Regions from separate parts of the Homo sapiens genome. Here all the other regions are linked to region 4. Evidence: chromatin contacts called from ENCODE Hi-C or POLR2A ChIA-PET data. All regions are on one chromosome and are shown on one strand. The core of a region is the stretch at or near the end of the contact, and the rest is flanking DNA. Distances in the headings are between cores, read along the strand shown.

Region 1 (5,768 bases), core at 591-3,090, 99 kb after region 4:
AACCTCTGGTATTTATCTTGTACTGTCTACATCCATGAGATCAACATTTTTTTTTTTTTTTTTTTTGAGACGGAGTTTAGCTCTCGTTGCCCAGGCTGGAGTGCAATGGTGCGATCTTGGCTCACCGCAACCTCTGCCTCCCGGGTTCAAGCAATTCTCTTGCCTCAGCCTCCCGAGTAGCAGGGATTACAGGCATGCATCACCACACCTGGCTAATTTTGTATTTTTAGTAGAGATGGGGTTTCTCCATGTTGGTCAGGCCGGTCTCGAACTCCTGACCTCAGGTGATCCGCGCGCCTCGGCCTCCCAAAGTGCTGGGATTATAGGTGTGAGCCACCACGCCTGGCCACTTTTTTAGCTCCCATATAAGTGAGAACATGCCACATTTGTCTTTCTATGCCTGCCTTATTGCACTTAACATAATGACCTCCAATTCCATCCATGTTGCTACAAATGACATGACTGCAATATTTTTTATGGCCAAATAGTATCCCTTTGTGTATATATACCATATTTTCTTAATCCATTTGTCTGCTGATGGACACTTAGGTTGATTCTCTATCTTTGTTATTGTGAATAGTGCAGCAATAAACATGGAGGTGCAGGTATCTTTCTGACATGCTGATTTCTCTTCTTTTGGATAAATACTCAATAGTAGGATTGCTAGATCATACAGTAGTTCTATTTTTAGCTTTTTGAGAAATATTCATACTGTTTTCCGTAATGGCTATACTGATTTACATTCCCACCAACAGTGTATAAGAGTTTGCTTTTCTCTGCATCCTCACCAGCATCTGTTATTTTTTGTCTTTTGAATATTAGCTACTCTAACAGTTACCAAGGTAATATTAAAATACAGCTATATGGCTTTAAAGGGAAGTTGATTTAAAAAAATACAGCTGTGAATAAGAACAAAAAAGTGTAAAATTACCGAAAAATATGTTTCTTTTGTCTATTTAAAAATACAAGGAACCAGCTGGCTCTCACTCTTCCTTTCCTCTAGCCATCATATTTAAACAACTATGAGCCTGGGAAGCTTTAACCTGAAAAATGAAATTTAGCTGCTAGACACCAAAGAAACAACATGAACTAAAAAATGCTGAAAATCCAAGTTGCACTCTTGATTTTGGGAAGCATATCCCCTTGAATTCTTGAGGACAATACAGTGACCCCAGATGGTAGCAACGGCATGAATGTGTTGGCCTGACCCCTCGACTGCCCACAGGAACACAGAGCATCCCAGTGTGATTCTGGTGTAAGCCACCGTGCCTCACCTCCAATACTGTATTTTTTTTTAAACCTCATTTACTCTTTTTTTTTTCAATAGAGATGAGGTTTCACCATGTTGCCCAGGCTGGTCTTGAACTTCTGGGCTCAAGTGATCCGCCCACCTCAGCCTCCCAAAGTACTGGAATTACAAGCGTGAACTACCGTGCTTGGCCCAATGCATATACATATATATATATATATATTTTTTGAGACAGAGTTTCCCACTGTTGCCCAGGTTGGAGTGCAGTGGTGTGATCATAGCTCACTGCAGACTCCGCCTCCCAGGTTCAAGCAATTCTTGTGCCTCACCATCCCGAGTAGCTGGGACTTAAGGCATGTGCCACTATGCTCAGCTAATTTTTGTATTTTTAGTAAAGACGGGGTTTCACTATGATGGCCAGGCTGGTCTCGATCTGGCCTCAAGTGATCTGCCTGCCTCAGTCTCCCAAAGTGCTGGGACTACAGGCATAAGCAACCGCTTCCAGCATTTCTATTTTTGGAAACAGTCTCACTCTATCTCCCAGCTTGGAGTGCAGTGGCGCAATCCTGGCTTGTTGCAATCTCCACCTCCCGGGTTCAAGCAATTCTCATGCCTCGGCCTCCTGAGTAGCTGGGATTATAGGCGCCTGCCACCACTCCTGGCTAACTTTTGTATTTTTAGTAGATATGGGGTTTCACGATGTTGGCCAGGCTAGTTTGGAACTCCTGACCTCAAGTGATCTGCCCTCCTTGGCCTCTCAAAGTGCTGGGATTACAGGCATGAGCCACCGCGTCCGGCCCCAGCCTGTATTTTTAAATAAAGGTTTTCATTTTGTCCAAAGCCAAAAACAATTTAAAAAAAAAGAAAAAAATTTGCAAATATCTACATGTATACATATATGTAAATATATATAAAAAACAATACTCCAAATTCATGACAACTAACCACAAGAGGGCGCTTCCACAATGGAAAGAAACCAACCTTATTTCCTTTAGATACTTATTTGAGTAAGTGTTGGGCACACATTTTCAAACTTTTGTAGAGTAACTCCTATTTCAAATCCTTTATTTTTCCATAGCCATAAACTTGCTAGATACTCATCTTTTAAGGGCGCCTATCCACAACTTAGATTTCAATCTTCTTAACTGGAGAGTCCATGTATCTAGTACTTGGTAAATGAGTCCTTACATTATTTTTTCTTTTAAGAGACAAGGTCTCACTATGTTGTCCAGGCTGGAGTACAGTGGCTATTCACAGGCTTGATCATTGTGCACTACAGCCCTGAAATGGGCTCAAGCAATCTTCCTACCTTAGCCACCTGAGCAGCTGAGACTACAGTGTGTGCCACTATGTCTGGCTTTTTTTTTTTTTTTCATTTAATTAAATTTATTTATTTATTTTGAGACAGGTTCTGGCTCCCATCACCCAGGCTGGAGTGCCATGGCACTACCATAGCTCACTGCAGCCTTGAGTTCCTGGGCTCAGGTGATCCTCCTACCTCAGCCTCCTGAGTAGCTGGGGCTACAGATGTGTGTCACCACTCCCAGCTAAATTTTTGTATTTTTAGTAGAGATGAGGTTTCACCACTTTACCCAGGCTGGTCTCAAACTCCTGGGCTCAAACAATGCGCCAGCCTTAGCCTTCCAAAGTGCAGGGATTACAGGCATGAGCCAGTGTACCCAGCTTCATTTTTCATTGTAGAGATGGGGTCCTCAATATATTGCTCAGGCTGGTCTTAAAACTCCTGGCCTCAAGCAATCCTCCTGCCTCAGCCTCCTAAGTAGCTGGAATTACTGGCTAGTTCTTACACTACTAAATGCAGATTAAATGACAACTGGCCTGGCACAGTGGCTTGTGCCTATAATCCCAGTTACTCAGGAAGCTAAGACCAGAGAATAGCTTGAAGCCAGGAGTTGAGACCAGCCTGGGCAACACAGTAAGACCTCATCTCTAAAAAAATAAATAAATAAACCGAAGACCAGGCGTGGTGGCTCACACCTGTAATCCCAGCACTTTGGGAGGCCAAGGTAGGCGGATCACCTGAGGTCGGTGGATCACCTGAGGTCAGAAGTTCAAGACCAGCCTGGCCAATATGGTGAAACCCTGTCTCTACTAAAAATACAAAACTTAGCTGGGTATGATGGCAGGTGCCTGTAATCCCAGCTATTCAGAAGGCTGAGGTGGGAGAATAGCTTGTACCTGGGAGGCGGAGGTTGCAGTGAGCTGAGATCATGCCACTGCACTCCAGCCTGGGCGACAGAGTGAGACTCCATGTCAAAAAAATAAATAAGTAAACTGAAAAGGCCAGGTGCCACTGCCTGGAATCCCAGCACTTTGGGAAACTGAGGCAGGAGGATCTCTTGAGGCCAAGAGTTTGAGACCAGCCTGGGCAACAAAGCGAGGCCCATCTCTACTTAAAAAAAAAAAATTTTTTTTTTAATTAGCTGGGTGCTGTGGTGGGCACCTGTAGTCCCAGCTACTCGGGAGGCTTGAGGGAGGATCACTTAAACACAGGAGAGTTCAAGGCTGCAGTGAGCTCGGATCATGTCACTGCACTCCAGCCTGGGTGACAGAGCTAGACCCTGTCTCTTTAAATAAATAAATAAATAAATAAATAAATAAATAAATAAATAGAAGCTCAAAGCTGCTGCAGTGAGCTATGATGGATCATGCCACTGGACTCCAGCCTGGGTGATAGAGATCTCCACTCTAAAAAAAAAAAAAAAAAAAGAGAGATGAACTATAAAAATGTCATGTTGTACATACGGTATTATAAATGTACTTCGAGTCATATACCAGGCTTAAAAAAACTTTGCTAGTAAACTAGAGAAACCAGGTTTCTTTCTATCATTATCACTTTTAGCTGCCATATTTTAGCACATTTTTAAGTCTGGCACAAATAATAGTTTTACTTTAAAACAGATTATGGTACAGTCATGCATCACCTAATGACAAGAATATGTTTGGAGAAATGCATAATGCATCATAAGATGATTTCGTGATTGAATGAACATCATAGAGTGTACTTACATAAGCCTACATGGCACACCCCACTATACACCTAAGCTCTATGGTACTGCCTATTGCTCTTAGGCTACAAACTTACATAGTATGTTACTGCGCTGAATACTGTAGCCAGCTGTAACACAATGGTAAGCATTCGTGTATCTTTTTTTTTGAAACAGGGTCTCACTCTGGTTGCCCAGGCTGGAGTGCAGTGGTATGATCTCAACTCACTCAGTCTCCCGAGTAGCTGGGACTACAGATGCACACCACCACCCTCAGGTTTGTTTTTGTTTGTTTGTTTGTTTTTGAGACGGAGTCTCACTCTGTCGCCCAGACTGGAGTGCAGTGGTGTGATCTTGGCTCACTGCAACCTCCGCCTCCCGAGTTCAAGCAATTCTCCTGCCTCAGCCTCCCGAACAGCTGGGACTACAGGCACATGCTGCCACGCCTGGCTAATTTTTTGTGTTTTAGTAGAGATGGGGTTTCACTGTATTGCCCAGGCTGGTTGCGAACTCCTGAGCTCAGGCAATCCACCTGCCTCGGCCTCCCAAAGCTCTGGGATTACAGGCATCAGCCACTGTGCACGGATTTTTTTTTTTTTTTTTTTTTTTTTTTTTTTTTAGTAAAGACGGGGTTTCACCATGTTGCCCAGGCTGCATTTGTGTGTCTTAACATATGTACACTTAGAAAAGGTATAGTAAAAATATAGTAGTATAATCTGAGGGGACTGCTGTCATGTATGCAATCCATCACTGACTGAAATGTCATTATGCAGCACATGACTATATAACAGTTCTATTTAATTACTACTAGAAATAAAAAGTCAGCATCTCTACCTAGAGAGACTTCCTTGATCAGCTCAGCAGCAGCATGGCAACCCTGAACAAGTATCCTGGTCCAGGATGACAGATCCCGATGTGTCTCCACCCTGAAGAGATGCATCTCAATGCCCTGTCGAGAGCCTGTCCTGGTAGCAAATGTAAGGTCAGATCCAAGGGAGGGGGATCGACATCCGGAGCCAGAATGAACCAACCTAGGACCACAAACAGAGCAGAGATCAAAAGTAACTACATTATCAGACAAAAATGTCAGGAATTTGTGCTCATTGATAAGAGAAACTTATAAAAGCAATCAGCAGTTTTTGGATATAGACATTTCAAAGCAAGATTATAGTCTCTGAAATACAGACCATTCTGTTTTCCCATAAAATGACCCCTGGTATCACAGTCAGACAAGATACCAGTCTTGAACTCCTGGGCTCAAATAATCCTCCTGCCTCGGCCTCCCAAAGTGCTGGGATTACAGGCGTGAGCATCTGGGCCTGGCCAAGATACTGGGCTGGATGAACCGTGGCCCTAATTTTCCATGAGCTCCTCTATGCTCCCAAGAGGTTATATGTATCAAAAAGATATGATTTTGATTAGGAAATAAGTAAATTAACAGTAATAACTTCAGAGGAAAAATATGCTTCTGTAAGAAAAAATGGATAGCTAACTGCATTTCAAACATTTCA
Region 2 (6,400 bases), core at 1,441-3,940, 120 kb before region 4:
AGGAGTTAAATTTCTGGGTCATGTGCCTCTTTATACTTTTCTTTTCTTTTCTTTTTTTTGAGGCAGAGTCTCGCTCTGTCGCCCATGCAGGAGTGCTGTGGCGCGATCTCGGCTCACTGCAAGCTCCGCCTCCCGGGTTCACGCCATTCTCCGGCCTCAGCCTCCTGAGTAGCTGGGACTACAGGCGCCCACCACCATGCCCGGCTAATTTTTTGTATTTTTAGTAGACAGGGGGTTTCACCGTGTTAGCCAGGATGACCTCGATCTCCTGACCTTGTTATTCGCCCGCCTCGGCCTCCCAAGTGCTGGGATTATACGCGTGAGCCACCGCGCCCAGCCCTATACTTTTCTTTTTTTTCTTTTTCTTTTTGAGACAGAATCTTGTCGCCCAGGCTGGAGTGCAGTGGTGTGATCTTGGCTCACTGCAACCTCCACCTCCAGGGTTCAAGTGATTCTCCTGTCTCAGCCTCCCGAGTAACTGAGATTACAGGCATGGACCACCACACCTGGCTAATTTTTGTATTTTTAATAGAGATGGGGTTTCACCATGTTGGCCAGGCTGGCCTCCAACTCCTGACCTCAAGCAATCTGCCTGCATCAGCCTCCCAAAGTGCTGGGATTATTGGCGTGAGTCACCGCGCCCGACCTCTCTTTATACTTTTCAAGAGAATCATATGAATTACCTACTGCTGTGTAGAAAATTGCCCCAAAACTTTATGGCTTAAGATAACAATAATAATAATAATAATATATAATAATAAGATAACAAGAGTTTCACTCCTGTTGCCCAGGCTGGAGTACAGTGGTGCGATCTCGGCTCACTGCAATCTCTGCCTTCCGAGTTCAAGCGATTCTCCTGCCTCAGCCTCCCGAGTAGCTGGGATTACAGGTGCCTGCCACCACGCCTGGCTAATTTTGTATTTTTTGTAGAGACAGGGTTTCTCCATGTTGGTCAGGCTGGTCTCAAACTCCCGACCTCAGGTGATCCACCTGCCTTGGCCTCCAAAGTGCTTGGATTACAGGCGTGAGCCACTGTGCCTGGCAGAAAACAATAATTATTATCACTCACAGTTTCTGAGGGTCAGGTGTTTGGAGCCCTCCAGGTTGCTCGTGAGGCTGCAGTCAGATGCTGGTCAGTGTGGCAAGGATCCGAAGGCTTGGCCTGGAGCTAGAGGATCCACACTGAAGGTGGTTCACTCACATAGCTGGCAAGTTGGTGCCAGCTATTGGCTGGGCGCCTCAGGTCCTGTCCACATGGACACCTGAGTATGCTCAAAGAACTTGGCTTCCTCCAAAACAAGCTAGACAAGAGATGAGTGTGGAAGCTGCATTATCTTTTATGACTAAGCATCGGATGTCACACCCAGTCACTGTCACCCTATTGTATTGTTCATGTATGCCAGCCCTGATTCATAGGAAAGGGACTACAGGAAGAGGTGGATACCAGGGGTGGTAGGATCAGCAGGGACCATCTTGGTGTCCCATCCAAGTACTAACGAGGCCCATCCTTGCTTAGCTTCCAAGAAAAGATGTGATCAGGATGGGCGTGATGGGTAGTGCCTGTAATCCCAGCACTTTGGGAGGCCGAGGCAGGCAGATCACAAGTTCAGGAGATCGAGACCTCCTGGCTAACAGGGTGAAACCCCATCTCTACTAAAAATACAAAAAATTAGCTGGGTGTGGTGGCGGGCACCTGTAGTCCAGCTACTCGGGAGGCTGAGGCAGGAGAATCGCTTGAAGCAGGGAGGCTGCAGTGAGTCGAGATTGTGCCACTGCACTCCTGGGTGACAGAGTGAGACTCCGTCTCAAAACAAAACAAACAAACAAAAAAAGATGAGATCAGATGCATTCAAGGTGCTATGGCCGTAGACCGGGATCATCCTGGAGGCTGGCTGATTTCAAACAGGTTGATTTCAAGGCTCTGTTCTCTTATTCCTGAGGAAATAATCCAGATGTATACACCCCAGGCTGGAGATCAAAAATTACATGTCTGCTGAGCACCTGTAATCCCAGCTCTTTGGGAGGTCGAGGCAGGAGGATCACTTGAGCCCAGGAGTTCAAGACCAGTCTGGGAAACATAGAGACTCCAACTCTTTTTTTTTTTAATAAAAATAAACAATTTTTTTTAATTACATCTCAAAATTGGCCAAGTCCTGACAGCAGGATCTGTCAGGATCTGTGATTTGCTTCCTCTTCTTGGTGAATTGAACAGCCTGCAGTGGAAAGTCCTATCTCTCCTGCTGGGGAATTTGAGGAGAAAGAGAACCTTAGTGCACTATGTAATAGAAATAAGATAATGAAGTCCAAGACTGCATGTTGCCCTTGGGCTGACACAGCCTGAAAGAGCCAGCCCTTTGTCTCTCTATCTACAGCAGCAAAACCTTCCTGGAATGTCATTTGAGTTATTCCACCCAGTGGTCCAATTCACTTTCTCTCCTGGCACATCAGCAAGTTACTTATTAAGCATCTACTGTGTACCCAAGAGCAAATCCCAGGATCATTTGAGACTAGTGTAGATGGATAAGCCAGAACTGCCCAGGCATGACCAAAATAGATGTTGTCAAACCCACCTGTCCGGAGGCTTCAAAGGCAAGGAACTGAAAAGTATTTCTTTCCTTTTTTTTCCCCCTGAGTTAGCATTTAGAGAAGTCACAGCCACGAGAATGCTTTCAGATTTACTTTCATTTAGAAAACTCCCAAGGACATGAGAGACAAAGAAAGATTGAGCAACACTTCTAGATGAAAGAAGAGTAATAGCACCTGACAACAACATGTAATGCGCATCCTGATTGTAGCCTGGACTGAGAAAAAATAGCTGTAAGATACGTGATTGGAAACTGGTGAAATTTGGCATACCAATTATAGATTAGATAACAGTATTCAGTATTAGATAACAGGATCAAGTTTAACTTTCCTACATTTTCTTTTTCTTTTTTGAGATGGAGTCTTGCCCTTATCGCTGAGGCTGGAATGCAATGGTACAATCTCGGCTCACTGCAACCTCCGCCTCCCGGGTTCAAGTGATTCTCCTGCCTCAGCTTCCTGAGTAGCTGGGATTACAGGTGCCCGCTACCATGCCTGGCTAATTTTTGTATTTTTAGGCAAGACAGGGTTTCACCATGTTGGCCAGGTTGGTCTCAAACTCTTGACCTTGTGATCCACCTGCCTCGGCCTCCCAAAGTGCTGAGATTACAGGTGTGAGCCACCGCACCCAGCCTAACTTTCCTATATTTTCTAATTATATTTTGGTCATATAATAAAACAGATTTGTTCTTAGGAAATACACACTCAAAGATTAGTGTATAAATGTGTCCACAACTTAACCTTCAAGTTGTTCAGGAAAAAAAGTATACAAACACACACACACACACACACACACACACACACACACACACGTTTATGGAGAAAGGAAGAGAAAGAGATAATCCCAGCACTTTGGGAGGCCGAGGTGGGTGCATCACTTGAGGCCAGGAGTTCAAGACCAGCCTGGCCAACATAGTGAAACCCCGTCTCTACTAAAAATACAAAAATTAGCTGGGCATGGTGGCACATGCCTGTAATCCCAGCTACTCAGGAGGCTGAGGCAGGAGAATCGCTTGAACCTAGTAGGCAGAGGTTGCGGTGGGCCAAGATTGCACCCATACACTCCAGCCTAGGTGACACAGTGAAACTCCATCTCAAAAAAAAAAAAGAGAGAACAAATGCAACAGGACGTTATTAATGCATCTGAGTGAAAGATATGCAAGAACTCCTTATAATATTCTGTTTGTTTCTTTTGTGTAAATTTGAAATTTTTCAAAATAAAAAGTTTTTAAAAAATGAAAGGAGGCCAGGTGCAGTGGCTCACACCTGTAATCCCAGCAATTTGGGAGGCAGAGGCAGAAGGATTGCTTGAGGCCAGGAGTTTGAGACCAGCCTGGGCAATATAGTGAGACTCTCTCTCTATTTAATTTAATTAAATAAAAAATGTTAAAAAATAAAAGGAAACTGCTGAGGCTCTTCTGTCAAAGACAGGACAGGAGAGGCCGTGGTGTCATCATTTGTTCATGGAATGTGGAATGGTAAGTAGAGGTCGAGGTCAGATGGCTACCCGCATGGCCATGCTGCTGCTGTGTCTTGGGAGCTGGAGGTGACAACTGTCTGAGTTGACAGCATCTCCTGGCAGCTGTTAGGAAGCCCAGCACTACCAAAACTTTGCACTGTCCTTGTGACCCTAGGGTCAGCCCCTCAGTCAGTCTCTACATGTTTCACCCCTACCTCTGATCTGGGGACATCTCAGTGGCTCCCCGTGAGGTCTCAGGCTAGGCCGTGTCCGCATCCGCCCTCTTGCTCTTTAAGATTGAGTACATCCTTCTGTGGAGTTGGGCCCTGGGCCAGAAGGCAGAAACCTCTCCCTTTCCCTCCAGATCAGAAGCAACCTGGCCAGAACACCATGGTATAAAACCCCCAAGTTTCCAAGAACATCTCAGAGCTGCGGAATTAACCAAATATCCTTGCGTGAGTTAGAAAACCCCTCCCCAAGATGCCACAGCATCAGAGGTTAAGGCACCCACCCTGATTCCTAGTCCAGCAGATGTGGAAGAGGCGGCCGAGAGCTCCATGAACATAAGAAACAGATCCTCCGGTCAAGGCCCAGAGAACACCCAAGTGCAACACACAGGCCCTTTGGCCTTCAGAATTCACCAAATATGAAGTCTATGAAATAGTTTCAATGCCATCCAAAACTGAGTATCACCATCGCCTGCGGGAGCCAACCCACTGCCTTCCAATTAGCAGTGAGAGGAAGTGGAAAGGGCACCAGGCCCAGGGGCTTCAAAGAAGAGGAGGTCAGGGAGATCCCTGACAAGAGAAGCAATCAGAGAGCCCCCAAGGAGATGAGCACAACGGGAGAAGAAGGCCTTTCTAGTTCCCGTGAAAGTGGTTACTGGACTCTAATGGCCCCAGGCAAGCCCACAGCCCACACAGCCCCCTCCTGGGGACAAAGCCCTTTCTCTTCCAGCTCTCAGGTGTGCAGGGGTCAGATCAGCTGGACACTATTCACAGATGATATTCTCCACCCTCCTGATTCCCAGCAATCAGGCAAATGAATCTCAGGCCCTAGCCCATAGCAAATTCTTTCTTTTTTTTTTGAGACAGAGTTTCGCTCTTGTCGCCCAGGCTGCAGTGCAATGGTGCAATCTTGGCTCACTGCAACCTCTGTCTCTCGGGTTCAAGCGATTCTCCTGGATCAGCCTCCCAAGTAGCTGAGACTAACAGGCACGTGCCACCACACCCAGCTAATTTTTATATTTTTAGTAAAGAGGAGATTTCACCATGTTGGCCAGGCTGGTCTTGAACTCCTGACCTCAGGTGATCCACCTGCCTTGGCCTCCCCATGGCGTGGGATTACAGGCATGAGCACCCAGCCCCATAGCAAATTCTTGATAGCAAACATTTTTTTTTTCTTTTTTTTTAAGACAGAGTCTCTGTCACCCAGGCTGAAATGCAGTGGCACAATCACAGCTCACTTGAGCCTTGACCTCCCAGACTCAAGCCATCCTCCCACCCCAGCCTCCCGAGTAGCTGGAACTACAGACATGCACTACCACACCTGGCTAATTTTTGCATTTTTTTTCTAGATACTAGGTGTTGCTATGTTGCCCAGGCTGGTCTCAAACTCTTGGGCTCAAGTGATCTGCCCGCCTCGGCTTCCCAAAGAACTGGGATTACAGGTGTGAGCCACCACACCTGGCCAACATTTTTTTAGTGCTTACCAAACACTGTCCCATGCGCTTTACAGATAACAACTCATGGAATCCGCCCAATAATCTCCTATGAGCATGGTGCTGTTATTATTCCCATTTGACAGATATGGAAATTGAGGCATGGAGAGGTTAAGTAGCACACCCAAAGTCACTCACCTGATAAAGAAGGAAGACAGGATTTGAACCCAGGCATCTGGCTTGAGTCTAGGCTCCTAACCACTTCCTTATGCTGGGTCTCCTAGCCCGCTCTACCTGCTGCTTCTAAAAACCTATCGATGAAATAAACGCTCATATTTTAGAAATCGTACATAGACAGAGATGGATAAGGGGGGTCTGCACAGCAGATTGACAGACGATGAGAAAAAGGAGTGGGTCTCACTGTTACCTGGTGCACTTAATCTCATTCGTTCCCTCATTCATTCATCCTATGTAGAATTCAGGGGCTACTAGGTGTTAGAATGAGGAGACATCAGAACAGTTGAGTTGGTGAAATGAAACCCGATCACACACATAGTGAAATAATCGGCAGAGGGGAGTGCAGGTCCAGCGTGTGGTGCTGGCGTGAGCAGCAGGGTGGGGTCGGGGAAGGAAGATCTGGCAGGAGGAAGGGAGAGGGCCAAGCTCCCTGGCCACCCCACCCCCACCGCAGATTGGGG
Region 3 (6,309 bases), core at 2,014-4,513, 96 kb before region 4:
AGATCAGATGAAATTGAGGTATGCAGTTGGCACTTAATACATATCAGCTCTTCTTTCCTCCTCCTGCCTGCCAAGGAGATTAACTTTCTGCAGGGACAAGGTCAGCCAAGCCACTGTCTCTTAAGGAGGATTTTAATCATTTTTGTTTTTCTGGAAGGGCAGGAATAGGAGACTTTGACCTGAGAAGAGACCCTAACTTTGGTGCTGCTAAAAAGCATTAAGCTACAGTTTCTATGGGGCCTTAACCACTGTGCATTTGCAACACATTATGTTTCAAAGAAAATTGTCTGCACCAGGTGTGTTCACCTGGAAAACGGTCCACTGTCTTTCTATCTGTAGTGCCACCAAAGAGATCCGAGGCACCACGACCTCACTCACCTGGACCACGAATCAGCTTCTCACAGGTCCCCCATTTCCGTTCTTGCTCCCAAAGTTATGCTCCTTTCCACAGTGATCAGTTCTAAAAATGCAAATAGGGCCGGGCACAGTGGCTCACACCTGTAATCCCAGCACTTTGGGAGGCTGAGGCAGGCAGATCACCTGAGATTAGGAGTTCAACACCAGCCTGGCCAACATGGTGAAACCCCATCTCTACTAAAAACAAAATAGCCAGGCATGGTGGCACATGCCTGTAGTCCCAGCTACTCAGGAGGCTGAGGCAGGAGAATCACTTGAACCCGGGAGGCAGAGGTTGCAGTGAGCGGAGACCGCAACACTGCACTCCAGCCTGGGCAACAGAGCAAGACTCCATCTCAAAAAAATAAATAAATAAACAAAAATACAAATCGTTTCCACTCTACATTCTCCATTGTTTTCCCATCACCCTTGCAATAAAATCCCAACTCATTCCCATGGCAAGCAAAGCCCACTGTGACCTTGCTTCGCCTACCTCTCCCATCTCATCTCTCATCTCCCCGGCCTCACTCTGCGCTGGCCACATGCGTTTCTTCTGTTCCTCAAGCAAACCAACTTGTTCCAACCCCAGAACCTTTGCAGCAGCTCTTTCCTCTGCCTGGAGCTCTCCTTCTCCAAATGAAGGTTTCAGCTCCAATCCTGCTTTCTTAGGGACATCTCTGATGATGTTCCTGCCACCATCACATGGATCATGTCAACTTATTTTATGTTCATTTTTGCACTTGTCGCTACCTAAAATCATCTGGTACCTTGTGTGCGTTATTCACCAAGTACCCCCGGTGCCTAGAATTCTGTCTGGCACATGGCAGGCACACAATATGTGTTTATTTAATTGAGCCCCTTTGACTCGTCATTGATGTCTAAGTCAATGACCTTCAGGATCAAGTCTGTCTTCGTATGAGAGCGTCTAACATGTAAGTGTCTAGACAGTCATTTTATTTTTGGTATTTTTGGCAAAGTGAGTTGCTTCTGGAAAACCAGACAACGCCTGTCTCCCTAGAGTCTCATCCAAAGCTGTGCCACCTCTTCTTCAATCTGCCAAGACTCGCACTGCCTGGCCCCTCCATCAGAAAGAGGCATGGATAAGACAAAGATTTTACAAATCTTACTGGAGCATTCTACTGAAAAATAGGCATGCCACTGGATTGGACCCTTCAACCAGAGGCGGCCAGAGCTAGCAAGAGCTTGTGCTCCTCAGCGGGTTGAACACATGGGATTAATTCAGGCAGGAGCCAGGCGAGAAATGCCGGCCCCTGCAGAGTGCTAAAGAAGAGGAATTTTAAGATCCAGACTGAACAGAAAGCTGTTGTGAGGGTGGGGATTAGGAGTGATGAAGAGAGGTGGGAAGGACTTACTGCCTTAACCCAAGGGATCTGAATCTACTAGGGTTGATATTAAATGTTTAATCTGGGGCCAGGCACAGTGGCTCTTGCCTATAATCCCAGCACTTTGGGAGGCTGAGATGTGAGGATCACTTAAGGCCACGAGTTAGAGACTAGCCTGGTCAACATAGTGAGACAACCATCTCTATTTTAAAAAAAAAATTATTATATTTTTTTTGAGATGGAGTCTTGCTCTGTTGCCCAGGAGTGCAATGGTGCAATCTTGGCTCACTGCAACCTCCACCTCCCAGGTTTAAATGATTCTCCTGCCTCAGCCTCCCGAGTAGCTGGGATTACAGGCACCTGACACCACGCCCAGCTAATTTTTTAATTTTTTAGTAGAGACGGGGTTTCGCCATGTTGGCCAGGCTGGTTTCGAACTCCTGACCTCAGGTGATCCACCCATGTTGGCCTCCCAAAGTACTGGGATTACAGGTGTGAGCCACCATGCCCAGCCTATTTTTTAAAATTTTTTAAAGTTTAAATAAAATTTAACAAATAAAAATTTAATTTGGGGCATTTACATGTGTGAGTGTGTGTGTGTGTGTGTGTGAGTGTGTGTGTGTGAGAGTGTGTGTGTGTGTGTGTGTGTTTTAGAGAACTGGTCTGTAGTTTTTTATCAGGTTTGCAATAGGATCTGTGTCCCAAAAGGTTAAGAACCACAGTTCTGGAAGGCATGCAATTAGGCTAGCAAATCATCTCCATCCTAAACATGACCTGAACTGAAACAATCAAGAGAAAGGAAAAGTGCTTCATGCTCCAAAGAAAACAAAAGCCACTTCCAACAGGAATTGGCTGTCACATTCTCTGCACTTGGAAAAAAAAATCAACAGAGCATCCGCCCAGCCTGCCCAAGGCCCATCCCTTAAGCCCAGGTCCCCAGGGAAGGCAGTGAGCTTTTGTTTTCCAGTCTGTGGGCAACTGGCTGGGCAAAGAGCCAGTGGGGAGAGATCTCGATGGAAGAAAATACAGCGATGTGCCGAGTCGAGTGGGCTGGAAGCACCCGAAGGTGGGCCCTGGCTGATGCCGGGACAGAGATGCTGCGATGACCCATCGCAGGAGGAGCCATGTGCTGGCTGCTGCCTTCTCTCCTTCTCTCTTGACTTTGCTCCAGCCAGGATGTTGGGCCTGCTTTTCTCTCTTGGTGCTCCGGGCACCTCAGTATTAATCATGGGCCTCAGTGTTTTTCTAAGTAGATTTTTGGACCCTTCATGGTTGGCAAGTCCATGTTTCTCCCTGGGGCCACCCGTGCTATCAGATCAGAGCACCTGCCTATATTTAAGGTTGTGTCACGTTTGGTTTTCGGCGAACACTCCCTTCGCCTGGCCCTTCTTGCCTTTGTAAGAGAAGGACCTAGGACATGGCAAATGTCCCAGTGAACGCTGGAAGGAGCCCTGAGAGCAAGCGGGAGGGCCCGGAGCCAGCGTGCTGCGCCAGCACTCCGTGTAACCTCCAGGGAGGGCGCAGTCCACACATGTCCTGGCTTCCGAGAGGCAGGCCCTGGGTGTCAGCTCACAGCCATCCGCTCCAGCTCAGCCTCTCCAGCAGCCCCAGGGATTCTCACTGGGCCTGGAGTTGTTGTTTTTCTGTGTTTGCATATATGTCCTATCTTTACAGGAAACCAGGGGGATTCCTGGTTTCCTTCCCCAAATCTGTTTCTCCTCCAAGCTTTCTTATCTCAATAAACAGTGCCTTCATCACCCAGGTGCTCATCTTTCAGGTCCCAGCTGAAGCAGCACCTCCTCCTTGGAAAGATCCTCCCAAGCACCAGATCTGAAGTGACCCCATCACCCACCCACACACCAAGATACCCTCCTTCATGCCAGCCTGTTTGTTGATCACATTCTGTAATTATTTCATTTTTCTGTCTGTCTCCTCACTCAAAATGTAGAGCTGGCTGGGCACAGGGGCTCACGAATGTAGTCCCAGCACTTTGGGAGGCCGAGGTAGGTGGGAGGATCGCTTGAGCCCAGGGGTTTGAGACCAGCCTGGGCAATATAGTGAGACCCTGTCTCTACAAAAAAGAAAATTAAAAAATTAGCCTGAAGTGGTGGCATGGGCCTGTAGTCCCAGCTACTGGGGAGGCTGGGGTGGGAGGATCGCTTGAGCCCAGCAGGTCAAGGTTGCAGTGAGCTGTGATCACGCCACTGCACTCCAGCCTGGGCGACAGAGGAAGACCTTGCTCAAAAAATAAAAAAATAAAAAATAAAAAGTAGAGTCTATGAGGATGGGAACAGCTGGACATACTGTGTTTGTTTCTTTCGATTCACTCTCCAGCCCTCTCCCCTCCTGCCTACAGCTCAGGAGGCTGACCAATGGGGACTGTGCCTCGGGGGTCTCTGCAGACTCCTGGGTCGCCCACGCGCAGTTCCCATCCACGGAGGATCCCCAAGCTCCCAACTCCAAAGGCTTCCGGTTTGTGTCCCCTAAGGGGAGGCACAAGTAGGAGATGAGAGAGTGGAGGACAATGAGGCCAGGATGGCTCCCTCCCTGCTGTGGACCCTGCCCGCTCCCTCTGCTGCAACCCTTACCAGGCTCTAGTAACCACTTTCTCCCCTTGCCTGTCTGGGCAGTAACAGCTGCCATGTGTCACCAACCCTGAAATGCTTCACCATGCCTTCAACTAGTTCCTCTCTGCCCTGCACACATGGCTGCAAATGTCCCTTCATGAAACTCTCCTCAACGACCCTTTTTGAATGTGCCATTTGTTACCTGTCAGGAGCCTGGGGATGGTTCTGATCAATACTGGGGCCACGTCTGACTCATACAGTGTTTCCCAGCAACGTGCTGGGGAATGTCTGGCGTGTCTTAGGTACTTAATGCGTGTGTTTTGAATACATAAATCAATGATAAAGATATTGTGATTTTATTTACATTTTTATTAAGAAAGAATTTATGGGTCGGGTGTGGTGGCTCACACCTGTAATCCCAGCACTTTGGGAGGCCGAGGCAGGTGGATCACTTGAGGTCAGGAGTTTGAGACCAGCCTGGCCAACATGGGGAAACCCCGTCTCTACTAAAAATGCAAAAATTGTCTGGGCATGGTGATGTGCGCCTGTAGTCCCAGCCACTCAGGAGGCTGAGGTGGGAGGATGGTTTGAGCCCAGGAGGCGGAGGTTGCAGTAAGCTGAGATCGCATCACTGCACTCCAGTCTGGATGACAGAGCAGGACTCCATCTCAAAAAAAAAAAAAAAAAAAAGAATTTATGCACCACAAAATTCACCCTTTTAAAGTATACAATTTAGTGTTTTTCAGTGTATTCACAAACATATGAGATGAGACCATTACCACTGTCTAATTTCATCCCCTCAAAAAGGAACTCTGTGCCCTTTGGCAGTGACTCCCCACATCTCCCCTCCCCCTGCACCCGGAAACAACTTATCTACCTTCTGTCTCTATGAACTTGCCTATTTTGGACTTTTCATTCCAATGGAAGTTACAGTATGTGGTCATTTGTGTCTGGCTTCTTTCACTTAGGCACAGTATTCTTAAGGTTCACCCATGGTGGGGCATGTATCAATACTTGATTTCTTTTTATAGCTGAATAACATTCCAGTATATAGAGACAACACACTTTGTTTACCCATTCATCAGGTGATAGACGTTTGGGTCATTTCCGCCCCTTTGGGCTATTATGAGTAAGCTGCTATGAACATCGGCATACTTGTTTTTGTGTGAGCATGTTTTCAATACTCTTGGGTACATATCTAAGAGTGGAATTGCTGGGTCACATGGTAACTCTATGTTTAACTTTTTGAGGAAGCATACTGTGTTTTCCATGGGGCTACCCAGTACTTTCTTTATCCTGTGGTCCCAGTTATTGGCATCTGCATGGAAAAGAACCCAAACAGACAAGGATGTGAATCAAAGGAAGGCTCAACACTGCAGGTCCACTCCAAGGTATACATCCAGGAGACATTCTTGCACACACAAACCAGGCTATAAACGCAGTAATGCTCATAGTAGTATTGTTGGCAAAAAACAAAAAAAAACAAAAAAAAAAACCAATGACCTAATGTCCATTAACAGTAGATTGAGGTGGGTGTGGTGGTTCACACCTGTAATCCCAGCACTTCGGGAGGCCAAGGCAGACAGATCACCTGAGGTCAGGAGTTTGAGAACAGCTTGGCCAACATGGCAAAACCCTGTCTCTACTAAAAATTTAAAAAAATAATAAAAATAAAAAAATTAGCCGGGCATGGTGGCACTCACTTGTAGTCCCAGCTACTCAGGAAGCTGAGGCAAGAGAACTGCTTGAACCTGGGGTATGGAGGTTGCAATGAGCCGAGATTCCACCACTGCACTCTAGCCTGGCCGACAGAATAAGACTCCATCTCAAAAACAAAAAATAAAACAATAGATCAGATAAATACATTGTGGATGATGCATCCAAAAAAAATACGAATGACAGCTACACATAACAGCATGGGTGAATCTCACAAACATATTGTTGAAAGAAACACATCACAAGAGAATACATACATTATGATTTCATTTATACAAAGTTCCAGA
Region 4 (6,098 bases), core at 2,391-4,890:
GTGACAGAGCAAGATCTTGTCTCAAAAAAAAAAACCTTGCTAGCTTGATTGGCATGTGTCAGGCAATTTTTTTTTTTTTTGAGACTGAGTTTCGCTCTTTTCGCCCAGGCTGGCATGCAATGGCATGTTCTCGGCTCACTGCAACCTCCACCTCCTTGGTTCAAGTGATTCTCCTGCCTCAGCCTCCCAAGTAGCTGGGATTACAGGTGCCCACCACCATGCCCGGTTAATTTTGTATTTTTAGTAGACATGGGGTTTCACCATGTTGGCCAGGCTGGTCTTGAACTCCTGAACTCAGGTGGTCCTCCCACCATGGCCTCCTAAAGTGCTGGGATTACAGGCGTGACCCACCGTGCCTGGCCAGTTATTATTATCATTATTATTATTACTATTGTTATTTTAAGACAGAGCTCACTCTATCCAGGCTGGAGTGTAGTGGTACCATCTCAGCTCACTGCAACCTCTGCCTCCCAAGCGATTCTCATGTCTTGGCTTCCCAAAGTGCTGGGATTACAGTCGTGAGCCACCGCACCCAGCATTGTCAGACATTATTTACAGGCCTTATTTCATCTTTATTTTTTAAGACGGAGTCTGGCTCTGTTGCCCAGGCTGGAGTGCGGTGGCGGGATCCTGGCTCACTGCAACCTCCGCCTCCCAGGATCAAGCAATTCTCCTGCCTCAGCCTCCCGAGTAGCTGGGATTACAGGCTTCAGCTACCACACCCAGTTAATTTTTGTATTTTTAGTACAGATGGGGTTTCACCATGTTGGCCAGGTTGGTCTCCAACTCCTGACCTCAGGTTATCCACCCACCTTGGCCTCCGAAAGTGCTGGGATTACAGGTGTCAGCCACAGCGCCCGGCCGGTATAAGCTGTTTTTATTAACTCATCCAGGACCTGCCTAGAAAGTCTCCTACTCTCCTCTATCAAAAAAAACTCATTTTTCTTTTATTTTTTCAAAATTAAGGTATGACTTACATAAAGTGCGCAAATCATAAGTGTCCTGCTTGATGGATTTTCTCCTCATTTTTCAAAGTCCCATCATCCTCTGGTTATCCCAAAATCATTCTCTTCTTTATCTACCACAAATACCCAACTGTCTCTTTAAGGGAACTTCTTTGAAAACCTTAAGTGCTTCCTGCTTTCCTGTAATCCCAGCTACTCGGGAGGCTGAGGCAGGAGAATCAATTGAACCTGGGAGATGGAGGTTGCAGTGAGCCGAGATTGCGCCATTACACTCAAGCCTGGGCGACAAGAGCAAAACTCTGTCTCAAAAAACAAACAAACAAACAAAAAACAGTTTACACTTACTGAGCCCTTACCACAAGCTGAGCCCTTCGCTAAAGGCATTAGAAATAGCAACTCATTGACTTTTCGTATAATTTCCAAGAGGTACCTTCATTATTTGTGCTTGACAGATGTGGAAACAGAGGCACAGAGACAGTTAAGGGATTTGTTCAAGGTTACACAGCTAGCAAGTAGAGGAGTTAGCACTGGCCAGGCGCAGTGGCTCACGCCTATAATCTCAGCACTTTGGGAGGCCACAATGGGTGGATCACTTGAGGCCAGGAGTTCGAGACAGCGTGGCCAACATGGTGAAACCCCGTCTCTACTAAAAATACAAAAATTAGCCAGGCGTGGTGGCACACGCCTGTAATCCCAGCTACTCGGGAGGCTGAGGCAGGAGAATCACTTGAACCCGGGAGGCGGAGGTTGCAGTGAGCCAAGATCGTGCCACTGCACTCCAGCCTGGGCAACAGAACAAGACTCTGTCTCAGAAAAAAAAAAAAAAAGTTAGAATTGAAAGGCAAGTGATTTGGCACCAGGCATAGTAGCTCAACCCTGAAATCCCCAGCACTTTAGGAGACCAGGGTGGGAGGAGTGCTTGAGGCCAGGAGTTCGAGACCAGCCTGGGCAACACGGCAAGACCCCTAATTCTACGAAAAAAAATTTCAAATTACCCAGGCATGGTGGCACACGCTGGTAGTCTTAGCTACTTGGGAGGTTGAGGCAGGAGGATCACTTGAGCCCAGGAGTTCAAGGCTGCAGTGAGCACGATTGTGCCACTGCACTCCAACCTGCATTACAGAGTGAAACTTTCTCAAAAAAACTAAAATAAAGGCAAGTGATTTGGTTCCTGGTTAAGGCAAGCAGGCTGGAATGGAAAAGCAGCCATGGGCCGGGCGCAGTGGCTCACGCCTGTAATCCCAGCACTTTGGGAGACCGAGGCGGGCGGATCACGAGGTCAGGAGATGGAGACCATCCTGGCTAACACAGTGAAACCCCGTCTCTACTAAAAATACAAAAAATTAGCTGGGCATGGTAGTGGGCGCCTGTAGTCCCAGCCACTCGGGAGGCTGAGGCAGGAGAATGGCATGAACCCAGAGGCGGAGCTTGCAGTGAGCCGAGATCGTGCCACTGCACTCCAGCTTGGGCGACAGAACGAGATTCCATCTCAAGAAAAACAAAGAAAAAAAAGAAAAGCAGCTATGATCACCAAAGATCAGTCAGACCTAGAGGCCTCTTCTCTCATCCCGGAACGTGTACCTCATAGAACTTTTGGCTTTCCAGGATACTATACATATTAAGGTCCTGATATTAATTCACAGGTCCAGCATGGGATTCACATCCTCAAGGACATGGCCACCTGCACTTCTGAGTTGTCTTTGAGTGGCCCCAAACTGGATCTTTGCAGGTTCCAGACTAGTGGGGCTGGTAGGACAATCTTTGAAGCTAGACCAGTTACTGGGCCTCTCAGGAAGAGGCACCCACAACCACCATCCTGAACTAAGGTCTGAGCTGGAGGTTCTCCATTTGGTCAAGTGCCAGTTGGTGAATTCCAAGAGTATCAGAGATATCTGAAAGTGACTCAGACCCTCTATGGGACTATGGGTGGTCCTTTTGCTTATTTTTCTAATTGTTCTACAACAAAATGTGTTATTTTTGTGATTACAAAGAGTATATGTCTAGCGGCTGGGTTGCCAGGTGCATTCTATTTATTGGTATCACACTGGTCTTTGCTTTATAATTACAGTATTTGTTAAAATACAAATTTGTTTAAAGACTTTCCTCTGTGTATGCTCTCTTCCACAATTTTCAAAGTGTTTAATAAGGTGCACATATTTGGTTTTCTTTTTTTTCTTTTCTTTTTTTTGAGACGGAGTTTCGCTCTTGTTGCCCAGACTGGAGTGCAATGGCGCGATCTCGGCTCACCGCAACCTCCGCCTCGCGGGTTCAAGCGAGTCTCCTGCCTCAGCCTCCTGAGTAGCTAGGATTACAGGCATGCGCCACCACGTCTGGCTAATTTTGTATTTTTAGTAGAGATGGGGTTTCTCCATGTTGGTCAGGCTGGTCTCGAACTCCCGACCTCAGGTGATCCACCCGCCTCAGCCTCCCAAAGTGCTGGGATTACAGGCGTAGAGCCACCGATCCCGGCCTGTTTTTCAGTCTCTAATACACTGTTCCGCGTCCCTAGCATAGTAGCTGTTTTCTGTAAATTCGGAGCGAAGTTGACTGCAAAACCCGCCGGGTTCACCGGCCTGGGCGGTGTGGACTTCAAGCCCCAGGAGGCATTGCGGCCGGCACATCGGGAACTACGGCGTCTGAGAAGGGGGCCGGGCCCTCCGGTCCTTTCCCTCCCAGAAGCCCGCGGGCGGCTCGGAACGCTGTTTCTATCATGGCCGCGGGAGCCGGGACGGCGGGCCCCGCTTCCGGCCCGGGCGTCGTGCGTGACCCAGCGGCGTCACAGCCGAGGAAGCGGCCCGGCCGGGAGGGCGGGGAGGGCGCGCGGCGATCGGACACGATGGCGGGAGGAGGCGGGAGTAGCGACGGCAGCGGGCGGGCAGCTGGCAGGCGGGCGTCCCGCAGTAGCGGGCGGGCCCGGCGGGGGCGCCACGAGCCGGGGCTGGGGGGCCCGGCGGAGCGCGGCGCGGGGGAGGCACGGCTGGAAGAGGCAGTCAATCGCTGGGTGCTCAAGTTCTACTTCCACGAGGCGCTGCGGGCCTTTCGGGGTAGCCGGTACGGGGACTTCAGACAGATCCGGGACATCATGCAGGGTGAGGGCCGGGCCGGGGGAGGGGGGTTGGAGCGCCGGGGAAGGGGGTCCGGGGGACCGGGAGTCGGGACTGGGGGTCGCCCAGCCAACGATGTCTTCTCTCCCAGCTTTGCTTGTCAGGCCCTTGGGGAAGGAGCACACCGTGTCCCGATTGCTGCGGGTTATGCAGTGTCTGTCGCGGATTGAAGAAGGGGAAAATTTAGGTATGGCTATTTTTGTGTTCTTCTCTGGGCTTACTTGCGTAGGGTTTTGTTTTAAAACTTATATCTAGAACTGAAGGATTCCAGGTTAAAGTGCGATAGTTTCCATCAGAGTGGTCTTTTTCATTCTACGATGGGTCTGTTTTCTGGCTCGACTGGCTCTAGTTTTCTCCGGTTAAGGTTGTCTTGGCTGCTTTTCTGTGTTTTTTTTAAATCTTCTCCCACCTGTTAATTGCTCACCCCAACTTTGCTCCTGTCTAAAGTGAGTTATGTTCATATGGACATCTTTTTTCCCCCATGGTAGAGAGTTTTTCAGAGTGGAAGTACTCTGACATTTTTCCCCTCTGAATTTAACTTGAAAGCTATTTAGCTGTTGTCAGTTTCTTGCCACTCGTATCTGAGGAGGATGGGTATATTCTGAATTTGAGAGGCAAATGCAGGTATTTAAAAATAATTTTTTTGCCTGTCTTGACAGGTGTTAAAAAATGGTCACGTTAAATTCATTGATTTGAATTTGGACCCTTATCGTGTATGTCAACCTGTAGCAAATATGTCAAAAAATTAAATGCAAATCTTACCATATTTGCATGCTCCATTTCCATAAATATATATATATAATTTTTGGACATAACTTTTTTACCCTTAGAAAAGAGCTTAAAAATGAAAACTGTGCTTTGTCCTAGACTGTTCCTTTGATATGGAGGCTGAGCTCACACCACTGGAATCAGCTATCAATGTGCTGGAGATGATTAAAACGGAATTTACACTGACAGAAGCAGTGGTCGAATCCAGTAGAAAACTGGTCAAGGAAGCTGTAAGGCTCTATTTTTATATCTTTTTTCTTTGACCAAAAATCAAGGGTCTTTGAGGATACAGCACTTACTCTTTACTGTGTGGGGCAGAGGAAAACAGCAATGGGGAGAGATTGAGCAAGCAAGAAAGCACACACACAGACGTTATTTCTTCAGGTGTCTCCTTTCCCACCCAGGCTTGGGAAGTAATGGCAGTTGCTCAGTTTTTGTGATTTGGGTGGTCTTCCTTGTGGCTTTGGCATTGAAGCTCTGACATTTTGGAGGTTACTGCACCATTCGGGAGCACTCTACAAGGGCCTTAAGTAACTCTGGCCTAGGGTTTGGTCACCCTTGTTTATAATAAACCAAGGAGATAAACTGGGGCCTTGGAAAATGTGGTACTGACTTTGAGTTCTTTCTGTCTGCAGAAAGAGGGGCTTAGAGAATATCCCTTTTGAACAGATAGATTAGAATCAGAGGTGCTGGGATAATGAGCCAGCTAGCAAAATAGTAATGGTAGAAGAATGATAGAAATCCGGCACAGGCAGTGTTCTTGAATTCAAGAAAAAAGCTAATGGAGTGTCTAGGAATTTGGGATTGTCACTGTGTTGTGGCTCAGGTAGCTTCAAACAGTAGAAATTATTTTAATTTAAAACATAGAAGTGGCTGTGGGAACCAGTTAGAAAAAGATTTTTCTTCCCCCAAAACCAAGGCTGGGGGGTGTGGAAGCAGATGCAGAGGTGAAGATGGAAAACATCAGCTAAGCATTGCCCTGGTGGTAGAAAATAGGGAAATGGTTAAGAAAAGAGCACCCCTAAAAGGATGGGATCCCAAAGATGGGGGTGGGGTAGAAAGAAAAACCTTGCTTCACAAGGAAAACCTGTCTCTTGGCTGTGTACATTGTACTTGGGTACCCTATTAAAAAACAACTAGTGTGCATGAGGTGCACATATTTTATTTATTTAATTAAGGACCTTGGGCAGATACTACTTTTGGTCTGGTAAAGAAATGCTTAAATATTAGTCATTTCCAAGGAAGAATAATTTCAAGAGTA

The links. Hi-C counts contacts between places; a loop is a spot of excess contacts on that map. ChIA-PET counts read pairs that join two places held with the same protein, here RNA polymerase II (POLR2A). Pooled maps may share reads with other maps.
Region 1: a pooled map shows a loop between it and region 4 (2.5-fold over the local background). The contact joins the enhancer-like site here to the promoter of TERF2 in region 4. A Hi-C loop is called at or near these places in 1 of 50 pooled maps. POLR2A ChIA-PET finds 5 or more read pairs at or near these places in 3 of 52 experiments (AG04450, Caco-2 and activated T-cell).
Region 2: a pooled map shows a loop between it and region 4 (2.1-fold over the local background). The contact joins the enhancer-like site here to the promoter of TERF2 in region 4. A Hi-C loop is called at or near these places in 1 of 168 maps with a recorded cell type or tissue (Caco-2) and 7 of 50 pooled maps. POLR2A ChIA-PET finds 5 or more read pairs at or near these places in 3 of 52 experiments (HepG2, OCI-LY7 and naive thymus-derived CD4-positive, alpha-beta T cell).
Region 3: a loop to region 4 is called in a pooled map, with 2.8 times the contacts of the local background. The contact joins the enhancer-like site here to the promoter of TERF2 in region 4. A Hi-C loop is called at or near these places in 20 of 168 maps with a recorded cell type or tissue (HCT116, Panc1, Right ventricle myocardium inferior and 13 more), 5 of 37 single-sample maps with no recorded cell type and 23 of 50 pooled maps. POLR2A ChIA-PET finds 5 or more read pairs at or near these places in 9 of 52 experiments (A549, AG04450, H1 and 6 more).

Annotation. Positions count from the first base shown.
Region 1 is chr16:69,283,568-69,289,335 of GRCh38, reverse strand. It overlaps SNTB2 (syntrophin beta 2), which reads right to left. Exons shown (of 7, transcript NM_006750.4): 5 at 5,092-5,288. Among named protein-coding and RNA genes, the nearest start is that of VPS4A, 25 kb to the left of the region's middle. Within about 2 kb of position 1,840, at least 10 of the 41 ENCODE cell types and tissues checked have a DNase peak (open chromatin) inside an H3K27ac peak, as active enhancers do.
Region 2 is chr16:69,498,386-69,504,785 of GRCh38, reverse strand. No RefSeq gene overlaps it. Among named protein-coding and RNA genes, the nearest start is that of MIR1538, 64 kb to the left of the region's middle. Within about 2 kb of position 2,690, at least 3 of the 41 ENCODE cell types and tissues checked have a DNase peak (open chromatin) inside an H3K27ac peak, as active enhancers do.
Region 3 is chr16:69,479,130-69,485,438 of GRCh38, reverse strand. No RefSeq gene overlaps it. Among named protein-coding and RNA genes, the nearest start is that of CYB5B, 58 kb to the right of the region's middle. Within about 2 kb of position 3,263, at least 25 of the 41 ENCODE cell types and tissues checked have a DNase peak (open chromatin) inside an H3K27ac peak, as active enhancers do; they include adrenal gland, ascending aorta, endothelial cell of umbilical vein and 6 more, where a contact is called at or near this core.
Region 4 is chr16:69,383,549-69,389,646 of GRCh38, reverse strand. TERF2 (telomeric repeat binding factor 2) reads left to right here and starts at 3,640. Exons shown (of 10, transcript NM_005652.5): 1 at 3,640-4,054; 2 at 4,161-4,256; 3 at 4,937-5,067. The coding sequence starts at 3,676. RefSeq lists a silencer at 3,645-4,024.